Regions from separate parts of the Homo sapiens genome. Here region 2 is linked to region 1. Evidence: read pairs that join two places in POLR2A ChIA-PET (ENCODE). Cell type or tissue: Panc1. All regions are shown on one strand. Each heading gives the region's core, and the rest is flanking DNA. Links, peaks and the distances in the headings are about the cores only.

Region 1 (4,398 bases), core at 194-4,193:
TGCATAAACACATCTTACTAAAATAACTCCTATTTTCCATTAGTTTCTCATATATGTGTGTGTGTGTGTGTGTGTGTGTGTGTGTGTGTGTGTGTATGTATCTCCTAGTCACTTTCCTACAACTTATCCGCCCTAGAAGCCCAAACCCTCTTTCTTTTCTCAAGTCACTTATCCACAACTTATCACCCATTGTGAAAATGGTGTATAAGCATCTGAATCTATTTCTTTGGTTTTTCATTTCTTTTCTGTAAGGCTTCTGTGCATGTAAAATTTAAAATATTAATGCCTTTTTTCCTGTTAATCTGTCTTTTGTCAGTTTAATTTGCAGGCCCCAGTTGCAACACCTTAAAGAGTAGATGAAAAGTTTTCTCCTTCCCTTACAAGCCTTTCTCACTGGTGTAGATGTCTCTGCTAGTCATGACATTGGCTTCAATCTACCTTTTTAGCCTCCTGCTACACCTCTCTCTTTCCAACTGTATCACCCAGCCATATTATAATATTCGTTGCTTGTAACAGAATATAAGCCTTTTCTAGCTGCATGTCTTGACATACAAAGTTCCTTTGCCCTAAAACAACCTCTGTCTGTTTTTTGACTGGAAATGACTTTTTCCTCTTTTTGGCCTAGTAGGCTAAACCCCTTTATAGCTCATGTCCCCATCACTGAATTCATCATTCTGTTTTTGCTGTACCTCCTTCTAGATTGTTGTGTGGATTTCCTTTGAAAAGCATCTGTTTTTCCCTGCAGAAAAACTAATAAATGCCTACTGAAAATTCATAAAATGCAGTAAAGATGATAGAAGAAAATTAAGTCTCCCTAAGACCATCATTAGGAAATAATTACCAATCATAGCCTTGCAGAGTTTCTTTTCCCATGCAAAGTACCTGTGAATATTTGTATGCATGTTTTTACTTTGAAAAATAAGGTCATATTACCTCTATGCCTGATAACTGGCTTTATAATGGAGTTTTATAGACGTTCTAGTGCCACTATTTTTTCTACATCATAATTTTTAGTGGCTGTGAATATTTAGGTATTGGATCTTACTCAACTGGATTAACATTATCAGCGGGCATTTAATACTGCTTATCTGCTAAGTTCTATATTAAGTTGTTAGGATATAAAGAGCAGTAAGAGTGTGCAAAACGCGAACCCATGACTACCGTACAGACAGGTATCATGCAGCATCAAGGAAAAGGTAAACAATTTAACAGAGAACTGGAGGTGAGGGGAGCTGATTTCTATGCTCAAGATGGCTATGGGGGATAAACAGTAGGAGCTTGTGAGTGGACACAAAGGAAAAGACTGTTCCAGGGACGAGGAGGAGCAGGAATTGCAGAGATAAGCAGGAAAAAATAAATGAATGAAATCATGGACACTAAACAACCTATTATGTTTCCCTCACCACTATTGACATTACTTGTCAAAAAAAATGTATTGCTCTCTAAAGAATATGAGCTCTGGTTGTTTTGAAGTTGAAATGATCAGTAGTCATAAAACCCACTCCAAATCAAACACTACCCATCGTCTTGGTGGCTTAGCTTTTTGAATCATGCTAAGTTCTCATCAACGTCACATGCTAATAGGCAAGACTGGTGACCCAAGACAAGCAGCTGAAAAGACAAAGACACAACCCAGAGTACTTCTACACAATGCCACCCCTCTATGTTTTGGAGGGTTCATCGTCCTAAACAATACTTCCTTTCTTTCCATAAAAATTCAGACACACAATAACCATAATTAAGTAACCTGCTTTCCCTCAACCCAATCAGCTCTGCTCTAATCACCATTTTCTTATTTTGAAAGAATATCATTATTTCACAGCTGCTTTATTTTTAATTAGAAGATGGATGTGATTTCACATCTGAGTTGGATATACTTCTGTTTAACATTAAGGGTGATGGTGAGGGGGTGTGATGATGGCGGTGGGCAGGGATGGAATGGAACATCAAATGCATTCACTGAAATTGTTGAACATTTCCCTCTGTGTGTGTGACAAACATAAACATCTGGTATTTATCGATGGCATGTAGGCTATTTTACAGAACTTTATCAAACTCCTTTTGAGTTCTAGTGGCCGCTTTCTTTTTCTTTTCCTTTTTTTTTTTTTTTTTTTTTTTGAGACAGAGTCTCAGTCTGTCCCCTGGCTAGAGTGCAATGGCGAGATCTCAGCTAACTGCAACCTCCACCTCCCAGGTTCAAGCAATTCTCCTGCCTCAGCCTTCAGAGTAGTTGGGATTGTAGGCCCCCGCTCTCACGCCCAGCTAATTTTTGTATTTTTTTTTTAGTAGAGATGGGGTTTCACCATGTTGGCCAGGCTGGTCTTGAACTCCTGACCTCAAGTGATCTGCCCGCCTTGGCCTCCCAAAATGCTGGGATTACAGGCATGAGCCACCGTGCCCAGCTGGTGACCACTTTCTAAGTTATAATACATAGCGCCGTTGGCACTATAATGATTAGAAATGTGACCCAACACAATACCCTGTTTCCAATATGGATATGAAATTCTAACACTGGTGGTGGAAAGTCTACCCACAACTTACTTTCACACTGTGCTCCACTCACAATGAGAAGATCTTGTTAGCAGATACAGAAGAGGAAACCCCAAGCCTTTCCTTCTGGGTGGGGAAAATTGTGTGAGTAGAGGAAAACAGTTTTCCTCACCACTTCTAGGGGTGAAGGGGCGATGTTTGCAGTTCCTGGGTGGCGAACTCCCACCTCCCCACGGCACTGGGTTCTACCATGCTCCCAACTTACTCTTTGTTGTAAGATATCTACAGGAACCATCCACATGCACCATATGGCCATGGTATTGTCTTAGTAATGACAGGAAACACATTCCCCAGACAAAGAGAAGCAAGGAGAAGCACACATTTTACCAGGAATCACTTGAGGACAAAGCAGCATGTGTAGTAAATCATGTAGCAAATCTTTGCAAACTGCTGGTTAAACACCAGCACGCAGCCTTCCAGCCATGAAATGAATATCACTGCTTTCTATAATAATACATAACCAACCAATATTGGTAATGTCATAACGTGGAAAGCCTCATTTCTAAAATGAAAATCTGTCTTACTCAATAAATTACTGCCCATTGAGCTAGCATTGGCAAGGGAGCGTTTACCAGCTTTTAACACTCCCAAGGCAGGTCAATACAATGGCCTGAAAAAATAGAGGACAAAGAGCTGAGGTCTGATTAAAAACAGGAAAATATTTTTTGAGGGGGAGACTGTCGGATTTTCTTTGGGGCATCTCTGATGACTCAAAGAGCTGTTTAATTCATCACTTGACACTACAAGCTAAAGAAAATATTTTTAAGCAATTGTCTCATTTCCTTAGATAAAACACATGTTTTTTACAGAGCCTGGGCCTGTGAACATCAATGCTATTCTAGGCTCTGTGGGCTTAACTCACAGTACCTGACCATTGTGCTCATTAACTTAGGATCCTGGACTTCTTACTGTTATGAATCTGAATGCAGTCGCTTTAGAGTTAGTGACATAGCTCCCTATCTCTTTCTGTGTTGTGTCCCTATGGTGGTATTACCTAGAAAAAATGCTGATGGCTAAGGCTAAAATTACCATTAATAACCGGAAATTCATAGTGCAACCTCTACGTGTTAGGCATTTTATGAAGGGTTAAATTTATGTACAGTGTCTCTTTCAATTCTCACAACAATCATACAAGGGACATTTTATGGACAAAGAAACAGAGGAACAAAGTGATATGTACCTTTCTCAGAGTCACATAACTTACCAGTGTTTGACCCAGGACTTATACCCCAGAGAAGACTGGTGGCCCGTGTATGAGCTGCTACACCTATGCTATTCCCCAATTCATATTTTATAACCATAATGATTAGAAAGATAGTTTATAATTTCTCAGTAATAATAATTAAATCCAATAGCTTTTCTTTTTGGAGATTCATTATTTTATATAATTATAAGGAATATGAAATGATTTCTGATTGTGTTGACTATTAGTTTAAAGTTAGCACTGGCCACTGAAAAACAAAACTTTGCAAATAATTTATTCATGCTGTCGAAAAACAAAATGGTAGCAACGAAACATTTTGAGCAAAGGATAACAATTGAACACTTTAAAATTAGGGTAAAGAATAAAAATACCCAAGTAGAAGAACAGCGCAAGGCAGGAAAAATCTCACGAATTTTCTTTTAGTCTTAATTGCCTGAATTAATGCCTTTTTCCATAGTTAAATTAAAGGAGAGCATTTTCCTGGGTGGAAACAAATAAAACCTTTGCTCATAGTAAAACAGTCCCAAGTGAATGAACAGATGAATTTTCCTACCAGAAGACTTGATCCAGCCAGTTAGAATAACATGAGATAAGGCTGCAACAGCACAGGGGCAGTGGAAGGGCTGGCTTCCCTGACTGCCACT
Region 2 (4,398 bases), core at 231-4,230, 1.1 Mb after region 1:
TTCCAAAAGTATTTTTTTTTTTTGAGACGGAGTCTCGTTCTGTCCCCCACACTGGAGTGCAGTGACGCCATCTTGGCTCACTGCAAGCTCCGCCTCCTGGGTTCACACCATTCTCCTGCCTCAGCCTCCCAAGTAGCTGGGACTACAGGCACCCGCCACCACGCCCGGCTAATTTTTTTTTTGTATCTTTAGTAGAGACGGGGTTTCACCATGTTAGCCAGGATGGTCTCGATCTCCTGAACTCGTGATCCGCCCACCTCGGCCTCCCAAAGTGCTGGGATTACAGGCGTGAGCCACCGCACCCGGCTCAAAAGTTTTATTTATTCATTCACTCAACACTGTTTTAGTCTGGATTTAATCACAAGCAGACCCTGGGACAAGGATTCAGGACAGTGGTTTAAGGGAAGAAACACTTGGGAGAGAAGTGGAGATGCCACAGTGGGGAGGAAAGGCTGTCACAAAGGGATGTTACCGAGCCTGTGAAACTGTGGGTATGGGGAACACAACCCCACAGGCAAACTCTGGGAGCAGGGTAGGGGCTGCTGCCTCTCGACCTGAAATGCACACAGGAATCCCCAGGGTTGTTAAGCTGCACATTCTAATGTCAGCAGATGTGGGCAGGGCCTGGGATTCCACATTTCCAACAAGCTCCTGGTCTGAGGGTGAAGAGTGCAGACCTTATGACTTAGTGCTATAAACCCAAGGGCCATGGAGACTGGGGTACATTTACACTGGCGTTGAAGGCTGCTCCAAGGTGTTATTCCTGGGCACATCCAGCAGGCACAGATGGAAACACAGAGCTGCCTTCCAAGACTTCAGAGAGGCCTCAGACACAGAGGCAGAGAATGGCCACTGAAGGGGTTTGGCAATGGGCATCTGTTACACTTACTGGGCACTGATGATGGACGCATCATGCAGTCTGCCAGGGATACAGCAGGGGAAAAATGGGTTAACATTCTCTGTCAATGTCAATGTATATTTACATCAAATGAGTGGGATCTATCATAGCTCAGGTAGGAGTGCAAATGTGAAAAATGATGCCAAAAAGTGGGTTAGAAAAGTGTCAGGGTGAGAGGGAGCAGAGTTTGCAATTTTGGCTAGACCCTCTAAAAAGCTGACTCTTGAATAAAGATGTTAAAGGTACAAGAGTGAACCTAGGAATACCTGAGAAAAGGCTATTCCAGGTAGAGGCAGGATCAAGGGAAAAGGCTCTAGTGGACCCGGTAGGTTCAGGGAAGAGTAAAGTTACTGAAGGAAAGAGCGGTAGGGACAAGGTCAAAGAGGCTGGGGTGGGGGACCAAGTTCTGTAGGGCCCTAAGGATTTGGTTTTTGCTCTGAGTGGTGCCGAAGGCTACTGGGGGTTGAACAGAGGAGGGAAAAGTGACTTCTGGATGTGGTGGTGAGAATAAACTGCAGGAAGCAGGGGTTGAGGCAGGGAGCACAGTGAGAGGGCTACTGCCTAAGCCAGGAAGAGGGCACACAGAGCTTGGACCACTGGGGCACAGTAACAGCGGCACTGGGGGCTGAAAAGTAGGATTGCAGATGTGTACCAAAAACAGAGCTAATGGACTTTTGCTTTTATACATTCTTAAACTGCTTGTGGGGCATAAGGGAAAATCAGGTGTCAAGGATCACTCCAAAGCTTTGGATCTAACCAACTGAGAAGACAGAACTGCCATTATCTGAGAAAGGGAAGGCTCGCGGGAGCAGTTTGCGGGGAGGGGGAATCCAGCAGTGAGTTGGGAGCGTGTGAAGTTTCAAGTGTCTGGTTGATCTCCAAGTGAATGTGTCAAGAAGATGGTTAAACTACAAATGAAGAGTTCCAAGAAAATGTCCAGGCAGGAGAGGTGAATTTGAGAGTCATCTGCCTATAGGCTGTATTTGGATCACAAAGGCTGTTTCCTGAGAATATCAAAATTCTGTGTTACCAAAAAGAGAAAACAAAAGGACTTCGGACTGAGCACCTGGGGCACAAGACCTGGAGGACAGAGTATGGCACAGAATTAGCAAAGGAGACAAGACAGGGTAGGCCAGGGAGGAGGAGGGAAAGCTGGCAAAGTTGGTCTCAAAGGAGAGCCATGATTAACATGCTGGGTACTGCCAGTGGACCACGATGAGGGATGAAAATGGACCCCGACTTCCCAAGGAAGAGGAACTGGTGACCTGGACGAGAACAGGATTTGCTGAGTGGAAGGGGTGAAGGATTCATTGAAGCAAGTTCAAGAGAGAATCGGAAAAAAGAGACAGCAAATATATCAAAGGGTCTGCTGTGGTGGGCAAGAGGACATGAGATCGTAGTTGGAGAGTAAGTAGGGCTAAGAGAGAATTTTCTCTAAGATGGAGGAGGTAACAGCATGGTGCAAAACAATGTGAATGATCCTGTAGAGAGAAGAGCAATGCCAGGGGCAGTGGCTCATGCCTCATCTCAGCATGCTGGGAGGCAGAGGCCAGAGGATTGCTTGAGGCCAGAAGTTTGAGACCAACCTGGTCAACAAAGTGAGATCCCACCTCTATATAAAATTTAAAAAGTAGTAGGCACAGTGGTGCACGCCTGTAGTCCCAGCTACTGGGAAGGCTGAGGTGGGAGCATCACTTGAGCCCAGCAGTTCAAGGTGCAGTGAGGCATGATTGCACCACTGTACTCCTGCTGAGCAAGACCCTGTCTCCAAAAAAAAAAAAAAAAAAAAAAAAAAAAAAAAAGGCAGACACAGATGGATCAGATGGATTTAGAAGAGAGAAGAAATAATTAAACATTGTTGGGGCAATGTCCTGCAAGAGGGAAGAGAGGACCAGAATGGTTTTTTGGGAGCTTGGCCTTGGCTTACAGCATGGGATGGAGGTGGGGGCAGAGGTTCAACCATCTCCCCCACCCCCCCGCCCCCCCAAGAAGAAAAGAGTAGTCATGGATGATGCAGAAAGAATTATGAATTGCTTGCAGGAGGCAAGAGAGGACCAGAATGGTTTGGCTCTTGGCTTAAAGCATGAGATGCAAGTGGGGAAAAGGATCAACCATCCAAAAAAAAAAAAAAAAAACTGCAAGCAGAGAGGTTAATAGGAGACCTGGTTATTTCACTATGATCCAAAATTTAATCTGATTTTAGTCTTTTGCTTCTAAATTGGCTATTATTAAACATAGGTCAGAAGAAAACCATTCAACGCTCAATTAGGAAAGAGATCCCCCAGTGAATTCTTTAAAAGATTGTCAGGACAAAACAATTACCTTTATATACTAATTTGTGGCTTGATACAAGTACATTTAGGAGTAACATGTACTTGATCTATTATATTTAATGTAAACAATATGGAACCTTAATGGTAACAAGTAAAAGCATTCACAAGGAATATTTCCAACATATGTTGTGGTGAATATCATTAGCTGAGCTTGTCTTCTAAGTGCATTTTTCAATGGTGCGATAGTATTTATTTACCCTGTGTTATTAGAAAGTGAATAGTCAGTAGCCTTCAATTTTCACATCAATTGCAGAAAAAAGATTCCATTTTCCACACAGCCTGGAATTGAAATTGACTTAGCATCTCAGAACTGTCAAGAATTTCTTTTGCGAAAAGGTTTGCTTTAGAGAGACTATCAAGTAGGTGTCATCCTTGACACCTGCATTCTATATTCATGCCACAGGTCTATGGAAAAGAAACATTAAAGAATGTCAGAAAAGGTCTGAGAGAGGCCCAGCCGTCATGCTTTGTGCCTCCTCAGCTTCCTCTGCATTCAGCCTGGGCGCTGTGGATGTCAGAGGTTCTCTATTTAAAACTGCTAACCAGGAAAAGAAGAATACTTGAAGAATATGATATCAGCTACCTTAGAACTTGTCTTTGCTAGCAGGTCAGTTGGACATTTATTTTCCTGTGTTAAAAATGGGAACCTCTGTTTCAATTCAAATTAATAGAAGCATACATTAAGTCCTTAGGATTTACAAATTCAGAACTCACTCCAAGGAAACCTCCCAGGGTGTATAATCACAAAACAGAGCTGTTCTTTGTCCAGGTGACAAACAAGAAAGCAAATAAAATTATGTAAAATCTCACTGTGTTTCATTTGGAGAAGCATTGTTTTCTATGTGCTTACTTTAACTGTATTCCTTAAATCATCAGCAGATTGCACAGGATGCCACTTGATGTACCAATGTGAAACTGGTCACATTAATCCCCATGGCAATTAGGTCCAAGTCATAAAAAACTAGCATGACAAATAAACACTCTTCTGTGTGTCTCCTTACTAGAACTGAGGGCTTTCACTTGGGCGGGGGCGAGGGTAGAACTGCAAACTGCTTTCAAGTCAGAGCAGAGGTCAAGCCTTCTCACAGGCACTCAACCCAATCCACAATACCCTTTATCAGATGGTTTTCAAGACTTCAGTTATTTATTTTTTTTTATTTATTTTTT

What was found. ChIA-PET counts read pairs that join two places held together with the same protein. Peaks named below come from ENCODE experiments on the same cell type or tissue, not always from the same donor. Only the 100,000 strongest peaks of a DNase experiment are listed, where the experiment ranks them.
Region 2: POLR2A ChIA-PET joins it to region 1 with 6 read pairs; 2 of 35 experiments call an interaction of 5 or more read pairs at or near these places.

The regions. Positions count from the first base shown.
Region 1 is chr10:33,230,544-33,234,941 of GRCh38, forward strand. The region is part of intron 6 of NRP1 (neuropilin 1); the gene reads right to left. Among named protein-coding and RNA genes, the nearest start is that of NRP1, 100 kb to the right of the region's middle. In Panc1, for the core only: no CTCF peak of the experiment used is centred there; no DNase peak of the experiment used is centred there; H3K27ac peaks cover 3,625 bases.
Region 2 is chr10:34,306,882-34,311,279 of GRCh38, forward strand. All of the region lies in intron 20 of PARD3 (par-3 family cell polarity regulator), which reads right to left. Among named protein-coding and RNA genes, the nearest start is that of LINC02629, 400 kb to the left of the region's middle. In Panc1, for the core only: no CTCF peak of the experiment used is centred there; no DNase peak of the experiment used is centred there.